Regions from separate parts of the Homo sapiens genome. Here all the other regions are linked to region 3. A link is an interaction called in ENCODE POLR2A ChIA-PET data of the cell type or tissue named here. Cell type or tissue: OCI-LY7. All regions are shown on one strand. Links, peaks and the distances in the headings refer to the core of each region. The heading gives the core; the rest is flanking DNA.

What was found. Peaks named below come from ENCODE experiments on the same cell type or tissue, not always from the same donor. Only the 100,000 strongest peaks of a DNase experiment are listed, where the experiment ranks them.
Region 1: POLR2A ChIA-PET joins it to region 3 with 6 read pairs; 2 of 35 experiments call an interaction of 5 or more read pairs at or near these places.
Region 2: POLR2A ChIA-PET joins it to region 3 with 5 read pairs; 1 of 35 experiments calls an interaction of 5 or more read pairs at or near these places.

The regions. Positions count from the first base shown.
Region 1 is chr1:174,510,248-174,520,748 of GRCh38, forward strand. The region is part of intron 13 of RABGAP1L (RAB GTPase activating protein 1 like); the gene reads left to right. Among named protein-coding and RNA genes, the nearest start is that of GPR52, 68 kb to the left of the region's middle. In OCI-LY7, for the core only: no CTCF peak of the experiment used is centred there; no DNase peak of the experiment used is centred there.
Region 2 is chr1:175,669,196-175,679,696 of GRCh38, forward strand. All of the region lies in intron 1 of TNR (tenascin R), which reads right to left. Among named protein-coding and RNA genes, the nearest start is that of TNR, 69 kb to the right of the region's middle. In OCI-LY7, for the core only: no CTCF peak of the experiment used is centred there; DNase peaks (open chromatin) are centred at 3,576 and 4,446; H3K4me3 peaks cover 2,218 bases; H3K27ac peaks cover 3,287 bases.
Region 3 is chr1:174,260,130-174,270,630 of GRCh38, forward strand. The region is part of intron 7 of RABGAP1L (RAB GTPase activating protein 1 like); the gene reads left to right. Among named protein-coding and RNA genes, the nearest start is that of RABGAP1L, 110 kb to the left of the region's middle. In OCI-LY7, for the core only: no CTCF peak of the experiment used is centred there; a DNase peak (open chromatin) is centred at 5,352; H3K4me3 peaks cover 775 bases; H3K27ac peaks cover 4,610 bases.

The DNA of each region.
Region 1 (10,501 bases), core at 2,225-7,224, 250 kb after region 3:
TTTCCATCCATATGTCTTTTCATAATACGTAACCTTCATGAGGGCAATGATTTTCTTTTAATCTGTTTTGTTTACTGTTTTATCCGTAGCAAGTAAAACCTATATGTCACACGTAGCAGGTACTCAGTAAATATTTGCTGAATGAATAGGTAAGTAAATGGATAGAAGAAGAATTGGAAGATACATTTCATGAGACTCACCTATTCCTTTCTGACTTTGGGTTCTGAGCAAGAGTCCTGTATCTTCTCAGTAAGTTTTCTTTGTTTATGCTAACTTAAGTGAATTATATTACTTCTAATCTAATGATACTTTACTGAGACAGCATAAAAAAGTTAGAATGGCAACTTGGATAGAGGGACTTGGTTTAGAGACCTGTTTCATTTTGAAAAGGTTTCTCTCAGCTTTGCTTTGTCATTTACATAGTATAAATGAACAAAACCCCACTCAAAGGTCAGATATCCCACAACCCAAACATGTACTGAAGGAAGAAACATCCTGCTTTAAATGGAACAACAATACTATGTTTTTGGCTGCATGTAACAAAGAAATTTAATAAGAGAGTCATGTATTAATTACAGACATATTTATCCTAAGATACTAATTTATATACTAATTAGTTGATTTTCAAGGCAAACTAATTTGGTTGTTTTTCAGGCCACAATAAAACTATCCCCAATATTTTGTATCCACATTCATTTTCTTAATAAATGACCAAAACTTTAGGCAAGAAGCAAAAGCAGAATCATGATGAAAATGTGATGTCAAAACTTTGAAGTTTTAACTACTAGTTATGTTTCTTAAGGAATCAAGACCTGAGATGGGGGACTCCAGATTCATAACCTGATAAAGTATTTTCAGGTTTGAATAGATGTTTGAAACACCTTTAAAAGCCAACTACATAGCTTCAGTTATGTGGAAGAATGTGATAGATAAAGGACAGCTTAGATTTTAAAAACAAAGTCAAGAAATAAATGTGTCTATAAGGTACATAAGGCTACAGATTAAGAAGGATGAGACCTGTTTCTTTACCAACCAAACACTTATGCAGAGATATATGTTTTCAGTGAAACATAGGTGCTGATAAATATGCAATTTTCTTTGGTTATAAAAGATTCTAAGGCTCATAGGTATTGCTGAATGTTTATAATTAAGTAAGCTTACTCTAAGAAGCATGAATTTAGAACACAAGAAACTAAAATAAATTAAGCCATAATTTCTGCCTAAGAGAAATTAAAAGTTCATGCTTTTTTTCATGACTACTGGAGTAATTGTAGGTATACTGAGCATGCTTCTTTCATTTGATTTAATTTTGACTCTATCAATCTATGCCCTGGTTAAAACTAATTCTCTCCTAGTGGGCTTTTCTTTTCTTTCTTTTGTTTTTTTTTTTTTGAGATGGAGTTTCACTCTTGTTGCCCAGGCTGGAGCGCAATGGCGTGATCTTGGCTCACCACAACCTCCGCCTCCCAGGTTCAAGCAATTCTCCTGCCTCAGCCTCCCAAGTAGCTGGGATTACAGGCATGCACCACCACACCCAGCTGATTTTGTATTTTTAGTAGAGACGGGGTTTCTCCATGTTGAGGCTGGTCACGAACTCCTGACCTCAGGTGATCCACCCACCTCGGCCTCCCAAAGTGCTGGGATTACAAGCATAAGCCACTGTGCCCGGCTGTGTCCTTTTCAATAGCATGTAATTTTCTTACATATTGTGAAGTGTTTTAGATGATTTTTTCCAATCCTTTATTTATTTAATATTTTGCTTGATAAAGTATAATTGTACATATTCATGGGGGTACATAATGATAGTTTGATCCACATAATGTATAGTGATCAGGGTAATTAACATATCCATTGTCTCAAACTAGATGATTTTTAATGAATAATAAACTGATCTTATTTCTAACTAGTTAGGAAAAACAAAGAATTCTTCATTATATTTATGCACAACACAAGGGTACTTATGAGAAGATAACACTTACCATCTGGGACACAACATTTCTACCCTAGTATTCTATTCATGGTGATAGCTAATAACTGACACTATTCTCAGGGACAGTAGCAGTGGTAGTATTGCCACTATTATAGCCCCTACTCTAGTCACTGCCTTCCAGCAAACATGTTCTTGTTATATATTTTCCAATTAACACTTACATAATGTCTGAAATGTATGGTGGTAGGTGTTTTAGCCTGTTTTACTTCAAAATAGGAACGTAAGGAAGATAAACATATACATAAGAAGTGAGTGTTTAAGCCCATACTAAAATTTACATGTTATACTTTAGCACAACACCTTCTTCGAAGTAAAGGGGACAACTGAAATGTATCATCTTGCCATGTATAAAAAGGCATGTTTCAAAGCATAATGACCACACTGTAAGCCTTCACTCTTTCTCTAATCTTCTTTAAATTTGCACATGGGTAACAGGTCAGACATTCAGAATAGTGTAGCCAGGTAAATCAGAATTTTCATTATCTGGATTTGTATGCCTCACTGGGTGCACTGGGGGAGGCCTCTATGACAAGCATGTTAAATGTGTACTTTTCTGGAGCCCAAAATGCTGAAGACATTGCTTTAGCCTAGGTAATTCTTCTCAGAGAAGAATAATTATTTACACATGTACACATACAAAATTATATATGCTGTTCAATATATGTTTTAAATAAAGAGATATACATACAAATTTTCTAGCTCTTGCTTACATTTTTCATCTATAGTGCTGTAATGCAATGAAATTAAGCCTCTCTGGTAACTGCAGTTCTCCCTGAGAATAAGTTTCTGTTATAGTACCATTATGCTAGAGGGTCCCACATATGCCTGAAGGAAATACTTTATGACAGTTGTTAATATTATAGCCAAATGATGCTTTTATTCCAATTTAATCATTCATAAAAGGCACAAATAGCACCTAGTAAGTACTTTCGTTTATATTTTCCCGTGCTTTTAAAATGTTGATTCTATAGCATCACTCAATATTAATATAATTTTAAGTATTATTTACTTGTATTTGGTTTGAAATATAATGTCTGCCACTTAATGGATTATTTACTACCTGAAAAAATAAACTTTGAGGCCAGATGCAGTAGCTCACGCCTGTAATTTTAGCACTTTGGGAGAATAAAATTGCTGAGGCAGGAGGAACGCTTGAGGCTAGGAGATTGAGACCAGCTGGGGCAACATAGTGACACCCTGTCTCTACAAAAATTAAAATAAAAAAAAATAGCCAGGCTTGGTGATACATGCCTGTAGTCCAGTTACTCCAGAGGCTGAGGTAGAAAGATCACTTGAGCCCAAGAGGTTGAGGCTGCAGTGAGCCATGATCACACCACTGCACTACAGCCTAGGCAACAGAGCAAGACATTATACCCCCAAAAATAAATAAATAAAATTTGAGCCTAGTAGTTGTTGTCATTTGCCACTTTTCTAGACTAAATCATTATTATAAGCTATACCATATTACTGACATGTTTTGATTAATGTAACAAATGCTTTTCCAGCTTAACATTTTTCACAGCTTATTTTGATATGGAATTTCTCTTAATGTTATAGTAACATCTAAAAATAGTTTTATTTAGATAAATTTCTTTAAAATGTATAGTACAAATAACATCTTTGTTAGATCTGTAACTAAGAGGCAATAAATTTGAAGCACACTCCATATGAGAAATTGTAAAGCCAAACTAACAAAATCGTGATTACTTTGGGATGACACAGTGTCATGAAAGTCAAGAGGAGAGTATCATGAAGACTGAAAAGTGATAGCACTGAATGCTGCTGTTCTTTTAAAGATGAAGGTTCAGCTATCAGAGCAGGAACCTAAGGGCAAAATCTGAAATTAATAAATCAAGAAATAGCAATATAAGCATATGGCTATTTAGGAATAATTATTACTATTAGATAAGAAGTTGCTTCTGGAAAGAGGACTCATGACAACAATGGAATCATGGGCTGTTTTGTGATACTGGATTTTTAAATCATGAAGCATGTGTTATATTTTAAGCCAAAAAAAAAAAAAAAAAAAAAAACTGGGGAGGGATCTTCGTGTTGGTAGGATTCGTTTTCCACCTTTAAAAATTTAGGTAAGGAAAGTGGGATAGAAGCCAGACTTTAAGGAGACAAGAAATGGAAAGGAAGTAGAACAGCAGCCATAGACTAGTTCCTCAAGAAGCTTGACCTGAAAGAGTTATGTATCAGTTAAAGACCATGAGATAGAGGAGGGTAATCTGCTGTAAGTTATAACTTACACAGTTTGCTGATTTTTATCATGAATTAAAAATATGTACTTGTTTAAACGTTGCACTGCCATTTACCATTTGCTAAGTAGATGCATAAGAACATTGAGGCCAAAATTACAGTCCCAGGAGCCTCAGTTTCACTGTGGAGTTTTCCCTCAGCAAATGTTTGCTTTTGCTTGTCCTTTTTTCTTAGCTAACCTTGGTTTCTAGATCAAGATGATTTTCCTTCTTTGTTTTCACACAGCATATTCAATTGCACCACACTCTTTTTAATCACAATTCTTTCTGATGGGTTTTTGATTGGATCCAAATTTGCAGGCTGGGCCCTGAGAATCTAATTCAGTCTGTTGCAGTACTTCTCAATCATTTTAGTCTTAGAACTGCTTTATATGCTTAAAAATTATTGAGGGCCCTGATAATTTTTGTTTTTGTAGGTTTTGTCTTTTGACATTTTCCATATTAGAAGTCAAACCTAAGAAATTTTAAAAATGTTCTTTATTTAAAATAACATTATTCATCCCATTATATATTAATATAACATTTTTCTGAAAAAGTTACTATTTTCCAGTATCAAATAATTGAAGAAGAGTGTATATTTTTTCCAATTAAAAAAATTCTCTTAGCAATTTTCAATGCGTTGTTATTTACTATAGTCATGGTTTTGTACAACAGATCTCTTGAATTTACTCCAACTGAAATTTTGTATCCTATGAAGTAGTTACTATAATTACAGATAATCAGGAAAATTGACAAATATTAAGAACAACTCTCATTCATTCAAAATATCCACCACTTTTGGGAAGTAAAATTATCTGCTCTTGTAATAAAATTAGATAAAATCTTAAAATCAATTAGATAGTACTTGAGCTATTACAGCTTTGAAAATGTGTGTCCCTGTGTTTGTGCATGCACACACACTGAAGTATAATTTATTCAGAAACAGGGCTTGTTCCCACTTGGCAGGAGTGTTGATTTTCTAGCTTATCTGCAGTTTGAGGTAATAAGTCTAACAAGTTTTGGGAGATCTTAAGTATTATACTGTAGTTTGAAGACTGATTTGTTACATTTGCAAATTGGTTGGTTTCCACATACAGACCTTAATACACCTACCTGTGTTAGTTACTTTCTAAATGTTTGTTATTGCTACAACCATACTTACGTGTTTCATTGAATTACAAGTTCCTTAAGAACAGTGATGGTATTTTAAAAATCAGGAGTAGCCCACCATGACTAGGTATATGGTATTGAAGTGCTCTCTGCATATTTACTGACCCATAGTTGGTAGATAAGGGTTACTATAAATAGAAATAGTCCGCCTTATTGCCGATAATGGTGGTAAAGGCATAACTCTGGAAATTATTTTTATTTTTAAAATAAAAATGATAGAATGAGCACTCTATCTTAAGTTGGGTCCTACTATGATATTTGTAACTTAGATCACTTGGAGACATTTCTTAGGTACCGGCTAATTATTTGTTAATCAAAATAGGAGCCAAGCTTCTAATAGAAGTGTGTAAAAAACAGTAATAATGATAGTTCCTGGAAAATCACTTGCAAATATTCAACTGCAAAATAAACTTAAGAACTTTTATTAACAATATAGATTATTATGAAAGTCAAGGGATGAAAACTGAAGCTCTACACACACACACACACACACACACACACACACACACACACACACACGCTTTGAGATAGGGTCTCGCTCTGTCACCCAGACTAGAGTGCAGAGTGGCACAATCACAGCTCACTGCGGCCTCGACCTCCTGGGCTCAAGTGATCCTCCTCCCTCAGCTTCCTGAGTAGCTGGGACTATAGGCATATGCCAAATACATCTATACATGTAATTTCCAGAGTTATCCCTTTACTACAATTCTCACCAAAAAATACAAAAATGCGACTAATTTTTGAATTTTTTGTAGAGATGGGGGTCTTCCTATGTTGTCTAGGCTGGTCTTGAACTCATGGCTTCAAGTGATCCTCTCTCCTTGGCCTCCCAATGTGCTGGTATTACAGGTGTGAGCCACCATGTCTGGCCCTGTCTTTTTCAATATTAATTTGAAGAACATCCTTGAATCAATGACTATTACTTGAATATAAAGGCCAAATTTAGAGTTTATCAAGACTCAATAGATAATTACAGTAGATAATATTTACTGAGTACACACTGTGTGCCAAGCACTGTGATACATACTGTATGCATTTTCACATTTAATCCTCAAAACAAGTGTGTTATAATTAGGGCTTAGCAAGGTTTAATAACTATTCCTAGTTAAGTGGCAGAGCTGAGAGTTGAACCCAAGAATTTGAACGGTGATTTTTAAGAAATTATTGATGTTGGGAGGCTGAGGCAGGAGAATCGCTTGAACCCAGGAGGCAGAGGTTGCAGTGAGTTGAGATCGTGCCACTGTACTCCAGCCTGGGTGACAGAGCGAGACTCTGTCTCAAAAATAAATAAATAAATAAATAAATAAATAAATAAATAAATAAAATAAATTATTGATGCTTTGAAACGTATGTTGTTAATATAGTCCTGTATTCAAGTGTTAGCACACAATTATTTTAAAATGTGGAGCTCATCAATTATTCCAAAGAGAAACTTGTTATAAAGTCCCTAAAATTTCACTAAGGGGAAAAGCTCAGATACAGACGTGAATAATATTTCACTAAGATATAAGATTATTAGCATGAATGAGATATTATGGGGATGCAATGTAACTTAACCATATGTTATTAAAAGTGTTTTTATTACATTGATGAGTTATACATTCATGGGAAGTATTTATTTCATATGTTTTGTAGGGAGAAATTTAAAAGGATTTGGTTAAATCATTTTGAGGACATAATTTGAGAGAAACATACCTTTTGCAATATTTTTATATCCCTGAAAATTTTTTGTTAAAAGACTCCATCTTTAAGAGAGCTAGAGATTCTCTCCTGGAAAGTGACTAGACCAGTGATAAAACATTATAGATCTGGAGTGAACAAATTATATCACTGCAGTTCTAGGGGGGCTATTGATATAATTTCTAGAAAGGGAAGTTTAAAAAATGCCTGTATCCATAGAAGTAGATTCTGTAGAAATACACTGTAGAAGTACCTGTTAAACTTCTCCCTTCCTTATTATGAGGTAAAAAAATCAACTATAGCTATTGAATGTAAATGCTATTTGATTATAGTAGACTCTTCCAGATGTACCCCATTCTACTCAGTACATCTGTTTCTTTCACTAAGCAATGTGTTCCACTCCTGAAGAATGTTTGTCTTTAATGTATCACATTGAAATTCCTTCTTATTATTTTATACCTTTACACAGTTGATATTGTTTTGGTTGTTATTTTGCATTGACATAGTTCTTTATATTTTCAGTGACATCGTTCTTTATATATGCTTGTTAACATTTGGCAGTTAAGCATATTACTAAGTTTCTTTTTAATGTTTTTAAAGCTAGTTAAGAGTTTTAGGAAAAATATTTTCTGGTGTCAATGGATACAGAAGGTTAAATCATTTGTCTTTGTCTTGAAAGACTTAATCAGAATTGATATCATTATATCAGTGGTTTTCAACCATGGTCGTACATTAAAATCGCCTAAGGGAAGTTAAAAGCAAACAAAAATGCGCATTAAAAAATGAAAACCAGAAAACAATGCCAGGACCTGAGATTCTGGTCATCTGAGATTCTGATTTAAGTTGTCTGGGACAAGGTCCAGGCAAGAGTATGTTTAAATTACTGCCCAGGTGTTTCTGATATGTGACCAGGTTTGACAGTCACAGGATTGAACTATCCGTATAAAGCCTCCCTCAGTATCTAGGGGGGATTGGTTTCAGGACGCCCACAGACGCCAACCTCCAGGATGCTCAAGTCTCTTATATTAAATGGTGTAGTATTAACATGTAATCTACACACATCCTCCTGTATACTTTAAATTATCTCCAGATTGCCTATAATACCTAATACATTGTAAATGCTATTTAAATAGCTATTAAGTGTATTTTTGTTTGTATTTTTATTGCTGTATTGTTATTTTTTTCCTGAATATTTTCAATCACTGGTTGATTGAATTTGCAGATGCAGAACCTATGGATTGGAGGGTAGATTATATTCTGTGTTCATCTCCTCTTGGGTGTTAAATATACATTTAGTACAGCCATGTTGTACAGTTCAAGGAGATGCTGTTCACATTGTGTTCTATATGAATGGCACTTCCTTCAGGAATGAATGGTGCCTTCTGGAAGTTGGCTGCTAGTTGTATAAATAAGCTAATGGCTTCAGTAATTGCTGTTAGAGGAATATGCATTATGGCAGTAGCCTTCTTCACTTCCGGCGTACAAATGATTGCCTTGACAGTCACTCTCTATTTAAAACTGGTCAGATGTATATAACAGCAAGACCAGAAAAAGTTTGTATTTTACAGTAGCTGAGGATTTCAAAGTTCCCAACAGGAATGATGGGAGCTGTGTATGAAATTAAAATTTGCTTGAGGTTTCAGAACTAAGAGCATGGGAAATGGTTCAGTATAATTTTTTCATCATTGCTGTTTATGGAAGTATTATGGAAAGCTGATTGCATTAGGCAGGGTTCCCTAGAAAGACAGAACTAATATATATATACACACACACACACACATACACACACACACACGTTATATATAATATATATGTATATACTTTTTGTTTGTATTTTTGTATAAACTCCCATGTGTAAATATATATATATACACACACATACATATATATATACACACACACACACATATATATATATTTATGTATATGAGTTTATTAACTTACATGATCACAAGTTCCCACAACAGGCTGTCTGCAAGCTTGAGGAGCAAGGAGAGTCAGTCCAAGTCTAAAAACAGAAGAACTTGGAGTCCGATGTTTGAGGGCAGGAAGCATCCAGCATGGGAGAAAGATGTAGGCTGGGCGGCTAGGCCAGTCTCACCGTTTTATGTTTTTCTGCCTGCTTTATATTCGCTGGCAGCTGCTTAGATTGTGCCCACCAGATTAAGGGTGGGTCTGCCTTCCCCAGCCCACTGACTCCAATGTTAATCTCCTTTGGCAACACCCTCACAGACACACCCAGGATCAATACTTTGCATCCTTCAATCCAGTCATGTTCACACTCATTATTAACCATAACATTTATCTTTCTAAAATAGAACAGGAAAATATCCATGATTATAAAAAGAGATGCCTCATTAAATGCTATTAGAATAAAGAATACATGGTACATCTATTGAGTCTCTTGCTAACATGACAAACATACATTGCTAACTGTGCGTAGGTTCTTTACATTTTAATTAATTATCAGTGATGTAAAAATCACTGGCCTTTAACAACAGTTTGATTTCAAACCCATTAAAGAGGCTAAGGCAAAAATGTGGCTTTAGTCTCTCAGCCCCATTGTGTATTCTTTACTGTGGTGAATATCAAAACAGCAGTTAATTATAGTAGTACCATTTCTGTTCTTCATTTCATTATCTCTGTCTTGCACTATTATTTTTTGTTGCTGCTGGCTATACAGCATCAGGCCTGGCACCAGCGAAGTATGAACACAATGCCAGCACTGCATTCAGCACAAGAATAGAAAGGCAGATGGCAGATTTTACTATTTATAGTTGTAGCCAATCTGCCTGAGGTGAGCCCTGCCGAAATGGTTCTTATCAAGAATGTTTTCATTTATTAAAGGGATAGGAAATGAAAGCCAAATAAAAAGCCTCAGTCCTCAGGACTCTGAGAGCAAAACTCTTGCTATAGATTGCAAAGCAATTCCAAGTATTGACTAGATATTTATGAACTAGAAAATTATATATTTAACTCTCTAGTCTCAAAGTAAAGACTTCAGGCCAGCAGTGACTTCACAGCAGAACTTGAGGAATTCATTGTTCAGTGAAGTTGTGCTGCCATAGCAACTGATGCAGAGTGAATTTTAATTATTAAGATCAAAATAGGCTTATGATAAAAACTATTTAACAACATCAAATATATAAACTGAATTGTTTTTACTTTCTCACTAATCATTTCTTGACTGCTATAGAAACAGCACAACATAACTCTACTTCACATTTGATTCTTTATATTGTTTTAAAAAATTCATTGTTTGAAACTCCAGTAAATATTTTAGAATATCAATTAGTATGTTGAGATAAACATTGTGTTCAAAATTAAAATGGCGTGTGAATAATCTAGCTTTCTTATCCTCTAGACATCTGATTTAAAAAGTGTTTTAGTCTCGGCTGGGCATGGAGGCTCAGGTCTGTAA
Region 2 (10,501 bases), core at 2,313-7,312, 1.4 Mb after region 3:
ATGTGAAAGATTAAATGCGGTAACCATTATCATCACAGTCCTGCTCCAGCTGGAACTCCCTTCTTCTCTGCAATCTAGAGTAGAAAACATTCCCTGGGAAGGCCGTTGCCAGGCACAGGGCCAGGCGCTCAACATGGTTGATGAATGAACAACTGAATGAAAACCTCCAAGTTTGTCTAATTCCACTCCTGGTTATCCTTTGCATACATACTCCATTACCCACATCAAATAGGGCACCCATGCAGTGGTCAACACTGTAGAGTGACTTTGCCCTCCACAGAGCGCCATTGCACCAAGGTTCAGTGATAAAACAGTTAATCATATTTTAGTAAATCTTCAGGTGTTCCTCTCACAGGGCATGCAATTACCCAGATGGATCATTTCCTAGTAGAAGTCCAAGTTAAGGTTTTGCAAAAAGGCCCTACAAGAGTGTTAATGTCAACCATCACCAGCCGAGCCAGGGTTTCCAGAGGGTGCAGTCTGTGTGGGCAGAGAGGAAACCTCTAAGATCTTTCATGCAGAATCAGAGCTGGCTGCAGGGAGAGGGCTTTTCTGGGAGTAGGCAAGAACAGAGGAGGAATGGGTGGTTCCCTTCCAAATACCAATCTGAGTCATTGGTTTAATGATGTCAGGAAAAAATGACCTTTGCTGCCACCTTTACTGCTTCTGAGCATCTCCAGTGCAGGAACAGGGACTCTCTCTGCACCTTGCTTCCAGCACGTGGCACAGGAAGAACCTCAGGGTCAGGCTTGGGCCCTTGGTCCTCCCCAGGGAACTCTACACTCTGTTTCACTGTGTGGTTCACACCATGCCAGGCCTCCATGTATAGCCAGCCCAACCCACAGCATGGCCTCTCCCTTTATCCTCTCACCTCTCCTGCAGTAGTCAGCCAGCAGGAACAGGCCACTTTGAGTTTCCGGAGTATTGGAAAATGCCTGCATAGGCTCCAGATTGAGGTCATGAAATTCATTTCTCTTATACTGAGACCTCAGCCACAGCAATATTTCCTATGTCCAGGGGCACGAGGCTGGTTACTTCATTAACCCCTGAGAGCTGTCAAAGCCCATTTGGGGATTTCAATCACATCAGGATCTGGTCATCCAGGGTGTGAGAGCCTCAAACCTAGGGCAGGAAGTCTGGTGGGAAGAACCTGTTGAGTTCCTGGGACCACAGCATCCCTCAGAAGAGGGTAAAAAAGGCAGAGGTGGGTAGCATCTGAACAACAAGGAAAAAAAGCATTTTAATCCCATGTTGGCAATTTGTGAGCTCAGAGAGTTTGGTAAGTAAGTTTTCAATCTGGTAATTGCTTGTACATTTACTTATTCAGCTATCATTTAGTGAGCACTTACCAGGTGGTAGATGCAGCTCCACACGGGAACACAAAGTGCCACAAGTGATTGAGATGAGCAGGCCCAGGTCGCTGGGGACAAGAGGAGCAGCTGCATAACCTCAGAGGGGAGGGGTTCTCATAAGGGATGACAATTGGGATGAATTTTTGATGACAAATAAAGTTAGGAAAGAGCATGACATTTTCAGGAAAGCGTGAATGGTTTTAGAGAGAGGGGGATGTGGATACGGGAGGGTCGGATGGACCTAAAAATGTGGAAGAGGTCAAATTATCAAACGCTTATACCCTGGACTAAAGATATTAATGTTGTTCTGAAATCCATGGGGAGCCAGTGACAGTCTGAATATGGGCAAGTACAAAATCAGGCTTAAATCTGGGAAAGATCACTCTGAGAGTGCTCTGTGGGGGGTAGGTTGGAGGAAGAATGAGTTACAAGCTATTAAAATAATTCAGGTGAAGGATGATGATGGCTGGAACTCAGGCCATGACATGGAGATGGAGAGAGGAGGACAGGATGGAGAGAGAGTTTTGAGGGAGGAAGAACATCGTGAGTGGGTACTGAACACCCGTAGGGGTATCTAAGTCTAGGAAGAGAGACTGGCCAAAGTTGAGCCCACTGAGGGTGAGAGGTGCAGGCTTGGGGGAAAGACGATGGGCCAGCTTTGGACATGTTGGGTTTAAGTTTTGAGGAGCCTGTGACCACCCAGGTCATGGTGCCTACTGAACTCCTCCTTTATGCTCAGTTCTCAGGAGCCAGGAGATGCAGAGACATAGCCTCACCCAGCAGCTGACACTGTGCAGCCAGGCAGACTTGCTGCCTTTTGGGCAAGCTGGCCATGCTGAGGAGCACTGATCATCCAAGAGTGAGGGAGTGGGGACTGCCCTGACCCTTTCTGGGTTGGCAGAAGCCATTTAGTACCCCTGGCACTTCTACCACCTTGCCAGGGCCCCTGAATGGGTATGGTGATGCCAGTCTTCACTCAGCATCGTGGCAGTGACAGGTGGCAAGGGCATAAGTTTGCTGGATATCATAGTACAGCAAGTGAAATTTGAATCTCAGATAAACAATAAACAAATAAATGTTCAGTATAAGTATGTTTCCAAAATTGTGTGGGATACACTTATACTTAAAAAGTATTCATTGTTTACTAAATTCAAATTAACTGGGTTTGTCATATTTTTATTTGCTAAATCTAATGACTCTACAAGGGAGTGAAGCAAGGCTTACCTCCAGGAACTGATCCTACTAGGCACATAAAATTGCACTTGTGATAGTAGTAGCAACATAATTACTCGGGCAGCCCAAGCTGGCACCTGTAGGCCCTGCCACATGCTCTCCTTATCCAAGGGAGTCTTATGAGCTGTACCTGTGTGTGTGTGTGTGTGTGTGTGTGTGTGTGTGTGTGTTGGAGAGGGGGAAAGGAATACCAATCTTTAACTGAAGGGCACAGGCTTTGGCATCAACACACTAGTTGGCTCATAGCAGAACCCCAATAAATATTTGAATAAAGAGATGGATGGATAGATTCAAATTGCTGCTCCACAAGCAGAATGACTTTGAACAAGTTACTTATCTCTCCGTCTCAATTTCCTCATTAGTAAAATGGGGACATTAAAACCTTCTTGCAGAAGTATTATGAAGACCAAATTTAAAATCTTGTGTGAAGTGTCAAGCACAGGCACTCAACAAATGTCCCATCCCTGCCCTGCCTCCCCTGGTCAGCCAGCTTGCATTCCCCCACCCTATCTACCTGTGGCCAACATGAACCAGGAGATTCTCATGGATATAGCATCCTTCTGTAGTTGCCACCCTGACTTTGGCCCATGAGCTGGGACAACTCAGGGACTGGGCCTGAAGTAGGAATAGAGATGTGCTGACTTCCACCATTTGATTTTATTTTTTTAATGTAGTGAGTAGAAGGTGGGGCAATCACAAGTGTTGTTCTCCCTAAGTGAGGATAAACTGTCTTTGTAAATTAATATCCATTGACTGACAAGCCTTCACTCTCCATCCAAAGGCAGTTTCTGCAGGCCTTCTCAGTGAAGACAGCCACATACAGGCCACAACCTGTGCATTCACAGAGGTGAATTCTAACCAGACAAGAGGATATCCCACAGCTCTTTTTGCTGACAGCACTTGAGAAACTTCCAAACCACTCCCCAAGCCAAATGAGACCTGGGGTCCCACTGTTTCAGGTGTGCTGAGGAGGAGGAAGCAGGTGCATCCTTCAGGGCTTGGGTGTGATTTATCATTGTCATCAGCTTGCATTCATATTCCCTTTTCAATTCTACAGTACCTTCTGCAATGCTGCTTCCTGCTAGGTTCGTCACTACTCTTTTCCCCCAATCAACAGACTCACTTCTTATTCCAAGTCTGCATGTCTCTGCTCATTCCTCTGCTTGGAAATGCCCTGCCACAGCGCTGCTCCAAGGCCTCTTCTGAGTTCCAGCTAAGGCTGAGCAGCATCCTCTGACCTCTGAAGCCACACAGGGCCCTTACCAGTCTCAGAGTTCCCAAAGCAGGTGCATCTGCATCCTTCACCTGGGTCCCTTACTAAAATCTGGTTTGAGCTTACTAAGAAACTAGTTCCTCTGAATGCCTTGTCCCCTCAACCTGAATGGCAAGCTCTTGGAGGGAAAGGCAGAATGGGACGTTTCTTTCCTGTCCTTCTCAAGCCCGAGCCTGCACTGACCCAGGAGGAAGCACTCAATGGATGATTAGAGAATGGATGAAACAATGGAGAGCCAGCACCAAGCATGTTCATTTGTCCCGAGAATTAGCATGGCTGCAAGCCTTATGGGGAGGCAATTAAACAGACAGGGATCCTGCCCTTCAGGGGTTTATAAACTAAGACAGACAAGATGACTCTGATAGAGAATGTAGAAGCATTCAGAGGAATGAGCAGGTGCTGGATAAACAGTTAAGTGTTTGCTTTATGTGGAAGTAAAGGGGCAAGCATATGTAGGGTGCTGGAAGAATAAAAAGGGAGTCTCAAATGTGAGCTCATTCATTTAGTCTTTCAACAAAGGCTTCTAAGTGCCTCCTCTGAACTCAGCTCCATGCTGCTAGCTGAGGATGTGCGGATGAATGAGTCTTGCTTCCTGCCCCTCAGGGCCTCACAATCGAAGTGAGTAAACACTTCCCCTCATCCAGACAGAACAAGACAGCCTTCTTTGCAAGGTCAGATTTTAAGATCTGCTGGTACGGGAGGGTAGAATTAGAAAGAACTGAGAGTGCAGGGCATTTTGGCATGCCAATCATAATAAAAAGCAATCAGTGTATAGTTATTACCGGTCGACAGAGCCACAAAAGATGCACCCAAAGAACAAGAAACTCAAAACAACAAAAAACCACATCGGAAGACTTGAAGTGGCTAAGTACATAGTGCCATCCACCTAGGAGGTGCTGGAGGCACTGATGCCTAAACTTCCCCTTCACCCTCTCACTGCAGGGCCCAGCACTGTGGAATAATAGTGCTGTGTGCCTCAACTCTTCCCCATCCTGGTGGCAAAGAGGAAACAAGGGAGAAGGATATGGTGGTGCAGGGAACTGGGGGAGTGAGGGTCTAAAACCAGGTGCCCATTAAACAGGGCCTGTGTGTGCCCAGCTTGACCAGGGAGGAGATGCAAAGGGAGGAGTCCTACCTGGGGAAAAGTTAAAGGAAAAGGGAAAAGGGCCAAGGAAGTGTAGAAAGAAAGGCTGGGGATGCAGGGATGAATGCTCATTTTCTTTTCTTTTTACCATGAGATAGCTCCCCTCCTGAGCAATTCTGTTTAAAATGGAACAGAAAGACATAGCTCTGAATGGCAGCTCTGGCGTGGAGCTGGACCCCTGGAAACCACAACCCAACTCCATCAAAGTCCATTCTTTATATTTGAGCTGAAAAGCCTCCCACCAGGCTTAAGCTGTCAATCTTGCCCTTCTCTACCCTGCAGCCCATCTCACTTCACTACATGCACATGTGCACATGAATGTGCACACACAGCACACATGCCCCATACTGGCCTTACTACATCACTCTGTGGGGTTAGGGGGAGCAGTATGTTGGAGACCAGGGTGGCCAACCAACCCCTTTGCTAAACTGAGACAGTCCTGGGCCATCTAGACGCTTGTTCACCCTACAGTAGCCTGACTCCTCCAGGCTCAAACAGCAATGTCCTAGCGCCAGGCCAGGTGGCCTCCCTGGGTAGTTCCTCCCCAGGTTCCCTCTGCCTTCTCAGTCCTGCTCCTCTTATGCATCCCTTGACAGAGAGGAGAGGACCAGGCCCCCCAGCATCAATCTGCTGGACTTCAGAAAACCTGTCCTGCTGTGATGGATTTTTTAATTGGATTGTGACAAACATTTAATACCTAATAGAGCTCTTACCCGCACAGCTAATTAAGAATGTGACTAATCTAATTTAGTGGGAGTGCAGAAAAAAAGAAGGAAAAGCCAGGAGAAGGGGGAGCAGGATTTGGGGAGATGGGGGTGGCTGGAGTTGCAAAATGACTATTGAGCTTATTTTTTGTTCAGGGTGAGGTGGGGACTCTGACATATAATGTAGAAAGATTGCATTAAGTTTGCAAGACAGGAGCAAAATGTTGGCAAGTTGCAGAGCAGCCAGGCAGACAAGGACCTCTCTTAGCTTCTCACTCTGTCCCATTGTGCATATCGGCTTGTCGCCGCTGGCTTGTTAGCAATGCCTGAATGAACGGGCTTTGTGGATCCTCTAAAGCTCTATGGATAACGGCTGAGTATTACAAGCCTCGTTACTGAACCTGCCTCACAGAGGGTAGCACGGCTTGGCACTGCCAACCCAGAGCCAGTGGGCCCCGTAACCCTTTGTGGAACCCCACTGTCATGGCAGACAGCAGTGTGAACACAAATATTGCATTCATGACTCCCCTTAACCACACAGGTGCATGCACACACAATCGCATTGTGTGAGTGTGCAGTGTATACATGCTCCATAAGTGTATGCTGTACACTTCAAGCATGCAGGTATCATGGTGGTTCCACACAGCAGAAATGCATGCAGAAGCATGTAAGGTGTACACACAGATGGAGTTACCAGCAGAGTAATGCACATGGGGCATATCTGCACATCCTTCATAGGTACATGACCTGAACATAGGACCCCTTCTGTCTACGAGAAAAGTTTATCTCTTCCTTAGCCTTGCTGCTACCTAAGCAGGAACCTCCCACTCTCCCCCTGAGGTCTAAGTGTCTGCTTTCTGGGTGGGATGGGGCATAGCTATTAGACAGCTGTCACTTTCATTCTGGCAGGTAGCTCCATGTACAGGGGTGGGGAGGGGGCTTCTGGGAGGACGCTGGGCTGGTGTTCTGTGACTCTAGGCAATGAAAGATGCCCTGGAAACACTGGATTCTGTCAACATCACACCTGATTGTGGGGAGGATGTGAAAGGGAGGGCTCAGTGTCAGGGTTACCTTTCAAAGGGAGTGGTGGGGGGAAATATTAATCCATAATATGCATGGTGCCATAGTAACTGCTGGGGAAGAAGAACTATTTTGAGTTTCTCTGTGTTGCAGCACAGTGCAGGCACTGCACTGAGCTTTACAAATGTACAGCTTTCATATTCTGATCTTTAATGGCAGGTGATAAGATTAGGGCAAGAAAGCTGCGATTTAACAGTTTCCAGGCACTTGATATCTCACCAGAGCTCAGCTACCAGTTGTCTGCATTAATCCCCAAGGCAAACCTGAGAGGCAGGTGGGTGGAATTGAGCTACCTTTTATCTCAGAAAAGGGAAAAGCCAAACCCCTTGAACATCAGTTTCTGGAGGGCAAGAGGGCTCTTTCCCCAGCGTGCACCTCACCACCTCCATACTCAGCTCCGAGCCAACTGAAGCCCTCACTTTAACTGTCCCTCCAGAGAAAGGCCAGGGCACCTCCCAGCTAACCTGGTGAGTGTTGAGACCAGCAAGCGGAGCAGGCCATGCAGACCTGGCTGTGTGTGCAGAGTTGGGACAGCTGGCAGAACTCTCATTGGAACTGAAACAAAGGACAAGTCTCCCAATAGGACTGAAAAGAGATTGGGGATGAGGATCACAGCTGGAAAGGCCAGAAGACTCACCAGCAACAACCAAAAATGCTAGAAAAGAGGAAAAGCAGCCAGAAAGGGAAAAAATCCTATTTCTCCCTTCCTTCTACACTTGTCTACTCCTAGTCGATAATTATTCCTTACGTTGGTATGGGCATTTACTATTCTCAGAAGCTTTCACATATATGGAACTCTTGAATACAAATGCCACAAAGAACCACGGGACTCTCCTGCACACAGAGCTAGTTAGAAGTGGAGCTACAAGAAGAACCCAGGACTCCTCGATCTCAAACAAGAGCTAGCTCCTCTACACAGGACCTCACTTAACCCTCCTGCGACACTGGGAGGAGGCAAGCATTGTTCCCATTTTCCAGGTGAGAGGACTGGGGCTCAGAGGGTAAGTGACCAGTCACACCTGAGCCCACTCAGAAAAGAAGTAGCCGAGATAGGATTTGGGGTTAAGTGTATGCAATCCCAGGGGAATGCTTTTTCTACTTCTCCCTTGCTGGGCTACTGTTCATTGGCAAGAAGTATTAAGAGAGGCTGAAGAAAGAAGGGCTGGCATATAACTGGAACATAACTGCACTGCTGTTCCTTAACTGCCAGATGGCATGCTGTGCTGGCATGCAAAACTGAGGGGAGTATGTCAATAGTTGTAACCAGAGTGCATTCAGTGAGGATTTCCTGGGTGTCTTCTTCTACCTCTACCTCCCCTTTGGCCTCTAAGCAACTTTCTTAGATTTCCCTCCATTGCCTCCTAGTGTTTCTGCTCCTGGGCACTGCTGTCTCTCTTTGGTTGGTGGAGGCAAAGTGATCCTCTGTTATTTTGTGACTTTGCTTTCTGGAAGTAGCCACAGGAGGGAGAAGTCATCCTCACGAGGGACTCTCCCATCAGAGCACATCACTCCCTCCCAGGGCTGGGCACCAAAGCAGAGACCCTTTCACAACAACATCGACAACATTGCAGGCCTTTCTCTGCATTAGAAAACCTCTTAGCAATTGCTTCCGTAACAACTCTTTCCCAGGAGGAAAAGCCAAGACAGGCAGGGAGGAGAAGAAGATGGAGAGAAGGTACAAGGAGAGGCAGAGTTGTGGCAATGGCAGGCTCAGGCTAGAACAAAGCCGTGTTTACCACTTCCTGGTGCAGTGACCTTAGCCAAGGCAGTACACATTTTGAACTTCATCTATTAACTGGGAATTAAAAATCTCTGCACACCTCGCTGGATTCTAAATAATAGACAGGAAAGAGGTTTGAAAACGGCAAAGGGCTACCGAAATGAAAGGTGTTTTTATTAAGTAGAGAAGAAGGAAGATCAAGAATGACAGAGAGAGGAAAGAGAAGCCAGGGGGCTAGGAGTAAGTGCCAGCAGGAATGAGTGCTTTCCCACCGAGAAGTGCATTAGGCACTGTCAAATGTTCATTCTGTTCTAGACAATCATAAAGAAAAAGCTGTTCCTAATGGGCATCAATTATAAGACTTAAGAGTTTGTGGCACCTGTGATTGGGTTATATCATAGCAATTCTTTTCATTATTTCCCCAGCCCCAGCCTGGTACACAAAATTTCCCATTTCTTACCCTCAGCCATCCTAGAAACAGCATCCCTTCCTAAGGATGAGGGAGGTGGCGTTGAGTACCCCATGGAAGGTGGGCTGGGGTGGAATGATGGAATTTTGTGCTCCCCAGACATAGGTCTGCCTAGTGGGTGGGTAGAGGGGGCACGTGTTAAACACGCAGGTTCCCTTGCCCTACCCTGTACCCACTGAATTCACATCTCCAGAGGACGGCCCTGGCATCTGTATTTTTTTAAAATACACAGCCACTTTTGAAAACCACCACTTTATCTCATGCCCTCCCAGTCACATGGGCCAGTCTGCAGGCTTAGCTGCCTTCTCGTCACCCCTCATTTCACAGAAAGGGGTCTCCTCTGGAAGACACAGTGCTGAGATAATCCTGACTCCCTGCCCTGCCCACCTCCCCTGTCTGCTTCCTCTGGCCAGATATCCTTCCTCTGACTCAGAGTCCAGGGAGCTGTATCTGGGAGTAGGCTAGCTTGCAGCTTCAGGGCATTGACCAAAGAGAGATCTCAAAGACAAAGTCCAGAGGCAGAGGTGACATTGACAGCTAAATAAGCAAAACAAAGAGCCTAAAACCAAAGGGCTTGGCAGAGACAGGAAGACCAAGTGGGAAGGCATAGTGGTCAGGGAGGAGAGATAGAGAATCCCTGGGGCCTGTGGCCCTGCCCTTCTGGGAAGGCAGAGAGACTAGGAGATATCCTTCAGGCAAGATCATCTGCATCATCAGAGTACAAGTGGAAAGCTGTGGTCAGTTGGGGTGACTGGCTATGCTCCCTGCCATTTCTAGAGAGCAATTGGGTTCTGCCCTGCTTCCAAACCTATGTCTGTCCACACTGCCGGGGAATCTCTGAGTCAGGTGGGCACAGTTCTGCCAGAAGTGGGACAAACAGTTCACATAAAGCAGCTTCTGACTTGCGGGAGGGCTTAAGAAAAGATGTTCCAGTGAATTCTCTATATTTTACTATTGATAAAGTTTACCCTTAGGGGTCAGGGTAAAGTACAGGAGGGCTTTTTGCAATCTTGCTTGGATGGCCCTAGCGGGTGCTTCGGAGCAAAGCTGCAACATCACTCAGGCTCTGCTTTCCCTCTCTGAAGCTTGCTAGACTTTATACATCCTCCTTGTGCCACGGGGCAGGCTCCTGGGCCAGACAGCTGGGGCACCAGTGAGAGATGTCCAAATTTCCAGCCAGATGCAAGCCCTCTGGGCCATAGACCATATTTACTGAACACCTACTGAGTGCTTGATGCTAAAGTAGCAGCTAGAGGAGGGAGAGAGACAACATTAATAGAAGACATGATCCCTGTGTTCAAAATACCTACAGTTCAATTGGATACGCAAAATGTCTAGTATGTGTCCACTCTATTATGAGATGCTATCTGCCTAGCCACAAAGATTATATCACAGACCATTACCAGCAAGCTACAAAAGACAAGCTACTGAGGAAAGGAGGGATTGGAGGGAGGCTGGAATAATCAAAGATTTCTTGGAAGAGGCCAGGCTTGAGCAGGTGTGAGGGATGGGCCACTCAAGACTGT
Region 3 (10,501 bases), core at 2,976-7,975:
GCCTATTACTCCATTTTATAGATGATGAAACAGAGGTTTAATCAGGTTAAGTAACTTTGGTTACTTGGCCAGAAACTGGTAGAGCCAGGATTTAAACCAGGGTCATCTGATTTCTGACTGTGTACTCTTAAAGGCTAAACCCAATTAATTCTTGATTATATACTAGGTTTAAAATTAAGCCAGTTTGAAGATAAATGAATTGGTATTCTTTGGTATCTTTTCAGCAGAATTTAAAAGTGCGAACTTAGATGTTAGGGCATTCAAGTGATTGCTCAGAAATTTCAAACCCTCAGTGCCTTGGGAGAAAAGCCAATTTGTAGAAGAGAAAGCTGACATTAACAACTAAGAGGAGAAAGCAAGATCATTGTATATGAAATGTGTGAGGAGTGGTAGGGCAAAGCTTACTTATTGAGGGTCTCCAGCTGAGATGTTAAAGTGTGTGTACATGAGGTCAGGCTCTTCTGGTGTTCCCAAAGCAGAAATGGTGATCATTTCTCTCTCTGACTAGCTGCCATTATTATGGGTTTTGGTATCACCACATACAGAAATATTGCAAAAGATTTCTTGCATACTAACACATTGATATGTATTTTTAAAGCCTTGATAGTGTTTAAAATACACTATTACTAGCACTGTTACCTAAATGCACTATTACTAGCACTATTACTTAGCACCTACTTGGATGCTTTGAATAGTTTGCTATGCTCAATATTCCAAAGGTGAGAGAAGGGGAAATTTTTTCAGTCTTTGCCATTAGTGCTCTGTCTAGTTGATTTTTTTTTTTGCCAAGTATTACTTCTTATTTCATGATAAAATGATTCAAGACAAATAATACCATATACATTTAGAAAATGGGCCTCTTTATTATTCCTTAACATGAAGAGGTTCCAATAATGGTAGTTTCAGGCCTTGGGGAAGGGTAATCAGGAAGCGATTTTTGGCACCAGGTTTTATGTCTGTCCTATCACTCTTCTCAGGGGTCTGCCCTCATATTAATACTTGTGCTAACCAGAATGAAGTAGTGATACAGCAAGCAGAATATAATGATTAGAGTTGTTATAAGCACACAACTCAATTTGCAGTGAGTAACATGGGCCAACACTGTTGGAAAATAAGGATTTCCATGAGCCACTTCTATCTCACATTGATTTGGGGGGATACAATCATTATATATACATTAGAAAAACATCACTTCTAAATGACAGTGATCATATCAGATCATGTAGTTTGATCATTTGGAGAGTTCAGTGATGTGCCTCTTTTGGTAGCAATTTTGCTTCAGTTTTCAATTTGTGCTTGCCGGCTTGCAGCACAAACTATATAATGAGAAACTGAAGTGATAAGAACCATACTGTGTAGCATGGGTGATTGATAGTACCTTTCCTTGTGTTATTTTCTTGAGGAAAAGATATCCTAGACAAGGAGTACTGAAAAAATCACCCAGGGACTCTCTTCTTCTCATGAAACAGTTTTTTAGTGTGAGTTGACATCACTAAATTTGATGGACAGTAGAATTTGAATTGTTTATTATTTTTTGACTGCTCTAACTTGATGTTAGACCATTCTGAGGGTCTTTTGCTGGATTTACTTAGTACTTATTTTTACTTTTGCCTTAGCAAGTTGTTACAGTTTTATTTAGGTAAAAACTCAAGTTACTATCTTGAAGTTGCCTAGATGTCAGTCTGATTTGGATGTTTTATTCTCTTATGTGAATTAGTACGTTTATGAACTTTTACAGCAAAATAAAGAATTTTAGATGTTATAATAATTTCTCTTAGAGGATATCATTCCTCCCTTTCCTGAAAATGGGAATAGATTAGTGGGATGACCCATATTCTGCATAACATTTTAAAAGCTACCCTGTGAGCTTACTCACTTGTCCTTTTTGTGTTTTCTTTTAAGGCAGTAGAAGGATAACTCTCTTTTTCCATAGGAAAACAGGTATTACTTACTTATACAAAAGTACTTTCATTATTCTCTGTTAATGATTTCATGTGACAATTGATAGAAAGCTATTGGCATTTTCAGGTGAATAATTTGGGGAGTGGATAACTGGAAGCTTCTATCTGACTCTCAGCCTTTGAACTGAAACTTGTAATCAGGACAGAATTTTCAGCATCTTTTCATTGCTGGCTTCTGTTGGCACCCAGTGGGGAGAGGCGGCATCATGGTTTAAGTATTAAATGTGGATGTAGTACTATTACGTTTTTAGCATTGTATTTTAAGAAATACTTTTAAAATATGAGCAATGAAAACATATATTGTTGTCTGTAATGTGTTCTCATAAGTTGATTGATTCTAGATGTTTTGGAGCTCATTAAAAAAAATTCCAGTTTGAAGTAATTGTAGATGCACAGGAAATTGCAATAATAGTATAGAGATGCTCTATGTGTGCTTCCCCATTTCCCCCTATGGTAACATCTTACATAACCATAGTACAGTATCACAGCTAGGAAACTGGCATTGGTACAATTTGCAGACCTCTATTGCAGCTCTTTTTGAATCCTTTTATAAATCACAGTATACTTCTATAATATAAACATTTAATTTATTGGTTTAAGAAATTTGGATATGTAGCCTGGCTGCTAATTAGAAGAGATTGGGTATTTTAACCATATCCTATCCAGTTACCAGGTTATTGCCCCTTGGCTCCAAATCTGTCCTCTTAGCTGATCTGCATTAATGGAGCTTTAAACATTTCTTCTTTGCAGCAAGCACAATATTAAATTATGCCAGTAGAGGGTGTTGCAGGGACACTGCAGGAAGATGGGGTTTCTTTTGTTTCTGATGTGTTACATTTATTGTTTTCTTGCTCTTGCTTATTGTAAGATCCAGGGACATCCAGTGATGCTGTGCTTTTGCTGATGTTTGGTTCAACCCAGCTGTGCACTCACATGCAGTCCCTCCGTGAGCTCATAGCTTTGGTTCTGTCTCAGTGAGGCCCTCCTACAGCCTTCCTGACACAGACACTGTGTGCCCCAGGCCTCGTACCACCCTGCCAGTGAGCTGACTCTGGAAGCCCTGATTTCCTTTGCCCACCTGCCTGCCAGCCTTTGCTGGCTGCAGCCCAGAGGGTTTCCTGCGTGCCTGTGGTCTAGCTTTGCCTGGGCAGTCCAACAAACTTCTTTGCTATTCATTGGGCTGTAATCCTGCCTTCTCCAGTGAGGTCTGAATACCACCTTTGGTGAAAGGACCCAACTTCCACGTTAGTTCTTCTTGTGGTACTCTCCCTTAGCTTTAGGGTTAAATTCTCTTTGTAGTTACTCTACTATGACAGTTAATAATTCTTTATAGTAAATTTTCCCTGTTTAAATTACTGTGTTTTCTGTCCTAATCAAATGCTGACTTACAGTATCTAATTGAATTAATATCTAATGATATTAAGCAGTCCATAAAGTTTCTGATATTTTTCCAGGAAAAACAAAACAAAAAAGTGGTTATTTTAGATAATCTTTTTACTGTCACAGTAATGGCAAGGAAAAAACAACTATTATTTCTACCGTATGTTTATTTCCATTCCACGCACAGCCTTTTTCTTACTAAAGCAAGAAACCCTGCAAAGTAGATTATCTTTTATTTACTTTTTTTTTTTTAACGGGGAGTAGGGAGCTAAAGCATTTTATTTTGCCTTGCTATGAGATCTAGCTTATAATTGGCAACACAAGTATTTGAATCAAGACCATCTTGCTATTCTTCCTAAAGCCTTTTCATTTGACTCTTCTGTATGACTTTCTTTCTTTTTTGGGGGGCCGGGGGATGTTTACAGGGGTCAGTATTAAGTACCTATAAATAGGATATGATTATTTTATTTCTTTAGTAAATATTGTTTAGTTACTAATATTTTATCCGTATTTGTAATAGTAGCATAGTTGTTTTATTCCCTTTTCAAGATCTTTGGATCATTTGAAGGGAAGAGGGAGGAAGACTTAAAAATGTTATTTTTTTTTTAGTAGGACTTTAAGCAATTAATTAAAAGTTAAATATGTCTTATAGGTGAAATTTTGTATTTGTGCTTTAAATATTTGATTTTTAAAATTTTCAGCATATTTTAATAAATTTACTCATTCTTTTTATTTCCCTGGTATTTTTTAAATTTTGAAGTTTTATATATTTAGGTGAATTATTTCATTATTCCACTGTACTACAAGAAACTTAATTCTTTTATAATATGAAATGTCCCTGCTTTTAAGGCTAATTTTCTACTTGTATACTCTATTTTATTCCATTTTGACATCTCAAAGACATTGTTTAAGCAGTCTTTCTTCTACCACACTTGCTTGTTAGATTAGCCCATCCAGTCTCATGACTTTAAATATATCTATGACTGGATGATTCCAAATGTTTTTCTCTGACCTGAGGTCTCCAAACTTATATATTCAACAACTTCAGATCTTCATCTGGCATCTCAAAGTTAATATGTTCAAAAATCAAACTAAAAAATCAAGTTTGACACTGTCCCAAACTTGTTCCTCCTGTAATTTCTCACAGTCTTTTTAATTTGTAACTTGATCTTTCCAATTATTGTAGATGAAAAACTTGGCATTTTCAACTCCATTTTCTCTCACTCTACATCTAATTCTTCATTAAATCATATTAGTTCTACTTCCAACTATGTAAAGAAAGAAAAACCCTAGAGGAAAGGGATTAAAGAAAAAATACGAATAGAAATGGGAAAAAATATAGACTGTAGATAAAAGAAAAAAATTAGAAAAAAAAACAAAAGAAATGACAATCGAGAGAAAAAGAAATAGGAACTCCAAGTCTAATCACTAGTTTTCTTATTTTATCAAAAGTTAATGTAGGTACTTTTGCTATAAATTTTCTCATAAAATTGAATTCATCATTTTTTGCCCATGTTTTGTTCAACCCTATCTACATGTGTTTTATGAGTGATAATCAGGAATCAGTAGCCTGCAAAATGAGCCTTTATGAAGGAGAAAAATGGACTTTTGTTAATCAGCTGTAGCTGTACAGGGGAAGATATTCCTTTTCTTTATGCTTTTAGATGTTTTTGAATTGTGTTTACAAATACATTCAATTGTAAAAATACTTGTAAATTAGCACCCGTTTATTTTGATGCATATAGCTAGTATCTGCAAAAGCCCAAATAATGTATCACTATCTGAATGTCCTGTATTAGTCTTACTGAATGGAAAAGCAAAATAATTGATTTTAAATGTTTTAAGCAGGGATTAAACCATGTCAGACTTTGAAATTTATTGGTTTTCTTGTTATAATCATTTTTAATATATTTTAAAATCTGACTGTAGCTAAGTTCTCATTTTGTATTTGAAGGGAGTTAGTAAAAGTACTCATATTTGGTGGGAGGATGGCTTGAATCAGGAAGTGGAGGTTGCAGAGCTGAGATTGTGCCACTGCACTCCAGCCTGGGTGACAGAGCTGGAGCCTGTCTTGAAAAAAAAAAAAAAAAAAGTGAAGAAGGAAAGCACTCATATTTGAGTTATTCTGCATTTTAAATTTTGACCCTTTATTAATGTGAGAATTAATGGGAACATTATTGCTAAGGATGGTATGGAGGGTTTTTTTGTTTTTATTTTTGAAATTTATTCAATGAAAAATTTTAAGAACATTGACCTAAAAATATTCTTCTTTCTGTATGTTATTTTCTCTGTACTGGTATTTTTTTTTGTTTTTGAAATTTGTTGGTTGAAAATTTAAAAAAAGTGGACCTAAGATATTCTTCTTTTATAGCCTATCTGCATGTTAAATTCTCTGTACTGGTAGCAGCTCTATGGCAGTCCTAAGATCTATTTAGGTTATTTTTTTCTTGGTGATTTTTCCTAGTGTTCTAGGAAATCTAAGATAGATAGTTAGTTACATAGACAGATAGATAGATAAAACGATTTCCTACCTGATGAATGAAAAGAGTAACCAATTTTTAAATCTGGAGAGACTCCTTCTTCCTATTACTGATATCACTGAAGTTACTAGAGTGAAATTTTTAGGATAAATAGCTATAGAGTACCCTCATCTGGGTTTGAATCTTGGCTTTACAGTGATCTTGGTCAAGTTATTTAACTTCTCTGTGCTTCAGTTTGCAATTTGTAAATTGTGAATAAAACTTACCTCTTAAGATTGTGGGGAGAAGATTAGCTAGTAACTGTAAAGTGTTCACAATAATGCTTAATAAATGCATGCTATTATTACTATTAGTGGTACTATTACAACAACCACAGTTAAGATTTTAAGACTATTGGTCTTTTTTGAGTGATAATCAGAAGTAAGTAACCTGCAAAATCTGAGTAGACTGCTACCACTGGAAGGCAAAATCTTGGCTAGAGTTCTTTAGAACCTATGTGTGTATATACAGGCAGTCCTTGCTTTGTAGTTATGGTATACATTATTTTCTCTTACCGTGGTTCAGTTACAACACTAGTCTCCCAAACACATGGTTCAAATTTCTGTTACCATAGTATATTAACAGAGTAATTGCAAAACAAACTCTGCTGTTCAGTCCACAAGTCACTATATACATACATGATTAGTGACCAATCATGTCGCTTCTTCCAAAGTCTGTTGGTGATTGGTCACTGTGTATCTGTTATTCACTTTACTTACAGATAGCAAAGTATGTGGTTGTGTTGCCTCTTTGTCTCTGGTAATAAATCCATTTGACATTTTACAAAAATGGATAATCCAAAGAGGAAATTGGCCAACAAAGCTAACAGTGCTACAAAGAAATGAAAAGTCATAATGCTGAAAGTGAAATTGCATGTAATTTTAGAAGATGCACAGTCTTAGAAGATTTTAAAATGGCAACAGCAAAATGAAGACAGAATGAGACCTAGGCCTGTATAAAGTTGTGATATGAACCATATTGAAAAAGTATGATAAATTTAAAAAAATGATAAAATCACTCCAACATCCTTTAGTTTAAGTTTCACTAGGAACAGAAAGCTGCTTATGGTTTAACTGGAGCATATACTTCTGCTTTGGATTAAGACTGTAATAAACAAAAATTCCAATCAGTTTTGCTAGCATGTCAGCCAAAATACTGAAGTTAGATGCCACATCAAAAGGAAATAGTAATTATAAGGAGACTGGAGATTATGCAATTTCTTTATCTCAATTTTGGGAGAAATATGACATAAAGCATGCAGTTGAAGACATCATTTCAGGGAGCAACAATGAATATTATGTCTGTAGTATAGCAAACTTTTACTTCGCTATAGAAGTAACTTTGAAGGATATGAATAGGACACTTATGGAGATGTAGAATAAATAGCTGTCTGTGGGAGTGTTGACACTGTTGCTATTCAGTGGACTCTAGATATGCAGCCAGATGAACTTTGTGAAGATGAACTTATCAGTGTAAATAAGGAAAGTGGTTGTGATGAAAAGCATGAATGTTCCAGGGGAAATGACTCTGGCAAATTTTTCACATTAAAGGAACTCTTGGAGATACTTCACAACATTGAACATGCAAAGGATAAAGTTTGGAAGTTAATCCAAACTTAGAAAGGAATATGACAGTTTGCCAAGATAGAAAAAATACTTTGTATTGTAAATTATATGAGAAGGCAGCAAGCACTGTTCAATATATTCTTGATAAGTTTTTTTAAATAATTAAAATACTTTAATTTTTGTGCTTCAAACAACGAAGTGCTAAATAAACAATAGTTTTACTTTTTAACAATTGTCCTATATATTTATAACTGAAAGTAAGAGAGTTTTTGAAGTTTGGACAAAAATTTTTAAAGGTTACTGAAGAATCATAATTTTTCCTTTTGAAAAATATCATTTTATATGCAGTTTTGCTTATATGGTTATTTTTGTGGTTCCACACCACTGTACATAGTGACAAATGCCTGTGTATCTTTCTCTACTTCAGTCTTTTTAGTAAGGGAAATAACAGTCTCATTGACACAATAGAAGATTTGCCCAATTATCTTTTTGCTTTAGCCCCTTTGGGGAGACTGACTGAGATTCCAACTTTTATGAAATTATTTAGTTTTAGTGTTTTGCATAAAGTTTTGAAAAACTGTGATTGCATTATAGATTTTCTTATTTGCAGTTCTGTTTTTCCCTTTCTATTATGCTGTCACTTTTTCATTTTTTTTTTTTTTTGAGACGGAGTCTTGCTCTGTTGCCCAGGCTGGAGTGCACTGGTGCAATCTCGGCTCACTGTAAGCTCTGCCTCCCGGGTTCACGCCATTCTCCTGCCTCAGCCTCCTCGGTAGCTGGGATTACAGGTGCCCGCCACTACGCCCGGCTAATTTTTTTTGTATTTTTTAGTAGAGACGGAGGTTTCACCATGTTAGCCAGGATGGTCTCGATCTCCTGACCTTGTGATCTGCCCACCTCGGCCTCCCAAAGTGTTGGGATTACAAGCGTGAGCCACTGCGCCCAGCCACTTTTTCATTTTTAATAATAAAAGTTTAGTACAGCAAGAGAGCGTGTTCTTTTCCTCTCTCTCCTTCCCTACCTTCCATTTTTATCTTCATGGAGATATATGTAATTCCTAATGATTTGATAGACTAAAGGTAAAAGTTTTTAAAAAATTAGTTTCATATTGCAGGACATTAATACAACATCTGTTTTTCTCACTTTTTCCTGCAGTTAAGTCTAAAGCCGTATTAGTGATACAGAGTTTTTGGTATTTGTTCTAGAGGTTAACTTGGTGTTAAAAGCTGCTTAAAGTTCTATTTTGAGTAAACACTAAGTATTACTATGAAAGGGAGAGCTTTCTCTTCTTAATGGTAATGGTAATTATAATAATTTATAATTATCAACTGTTTTATAGTTTACAGTGCCCTTTCATCATGAGTTTTTTCTTTTCTTTTTCTTTTTTTTCTGAGACGGAGTCTTGCTCTGTTGCCCACGCTGGAGTGCAGTGGCGCAGTCTCGGCTCACACAAGCTTCGGCTCACACAAGCTCTGCCTCCCCGGTTCACGCCATTCTCTCGTCTAAGCCTCCCGAGTAGCTGGGACTACATGCGCCCGCCACCAGGCCCGGCTAATTTTTTTGTATTTTTAGTAGAGACGGGGTTTCATCTTGTTAGCCAGGATGGTCTCAATCTCCCGACCTCGTGATCCGCCCACCTCGGCCTCCCAAAGTGCTGGGATTTACAGGCGTGAGCCACTGCGCCACCGCGCCCGGCCAGGAGTTTTTTCATGTCGAGTTTACGTTGACGTAATGAACATGAAAGCAAGTATTTGTACTTCAGAAATGTGGAAAGTGAGACTTTGAGGTTTGTGATTTGCCCAGGGTCTCTCAGGGAGCTTATAGTCTTTTACTGACAGTCCTTGGCAGGCTGTAATGTAAAAGACCATATAGTTTTGTAGTGATAGACATGGGCATGAATCCCGGTCGTGTAACTTAGTAGCTATGTGGCTTTGGGCAAAACCATTGTTTTTGAAAATCAGTTTTATCGTTTGTTGTATGAAGGTTGCTTTGAAATTTAAATGTAACAGTATAGTAGAGCCTGGCTTAAAGTTAAGACATTCAATAAACAATATCTATTATTATGATAATAATTGATATAATAGCATCATCAGCTCATTCTCAGGAGGTTGATTTCAATTTTTCAGTGAAGTCAGCTATTCACTATATTATAAATTATGTTGGATGTCTCTTCTATACTTTGTTGATATTATGTACTTACAGGTATTTTAGAACGAATGATATCAGATTCTAATTGCCTGTTTACTTATTTTCCCCCCCACTATACTGTAAACTCCTTGAGAAAATAGGTGGGATAGCAATTTGCTTTTTACCTTATCTATAGAGTTAATAAGAGACTGTTGAATGCTTTGAACTCCCCAGTGAAACACTGAATACTCCTATTAGGTGTTAATGTTACTAATAATATCTATCTAATTTCTGACACATTATTCCTAATAGATCTTGCTGGCCTCCATAGGAATCCTGGTGTGCTTTAATGAAGTGTAATTTTGAAAATGACTAATACAGCTTGACAGAAAATAATTATGTAATTTAAGTGCTTAAAGTTCATGTATTATACCTTTCCTGTTTGCTAGAAGAGGGAGCAGAGTCCCAGGGGGTTAGGTGCTTTCTCTAAGGTCATGCTGGTTGGTGGCAGGGCTTTTTTTTTTTTTCCAGGCCAGGAAAAGATTAGTGCATTAAAGATTATCAAAATAAGGTGATGAGTATTGCTACTTAAGAAAAATCCAAACCTCTAAGGCTCCTTTTGCAGTACAATGTAATATAGAAATATTATGCTGAGAAAATGTGAAATTTCATCTATTTTATCATTCACCTGGAAGTGCTTGAGAAACAAATGACATTAAACTTTAACTTTTATTATAGCCATCAGAGATTACAAAAGGTAGGAGGGTGGGAGAGCGGGGTGAAGGTTGAAAGATTACCTATTGGTTACAATGTTCAGTCTTTGGTTGATGGGTACTCTAAAAGCCCAGACAGACTTTATCTCTACATAATGCATACATGTAAGAAATCTGCACTTGTAATCCTTATGCCTATAAAAATAAAAATTAAAAAAAATCTTTTTCTGCCTTAA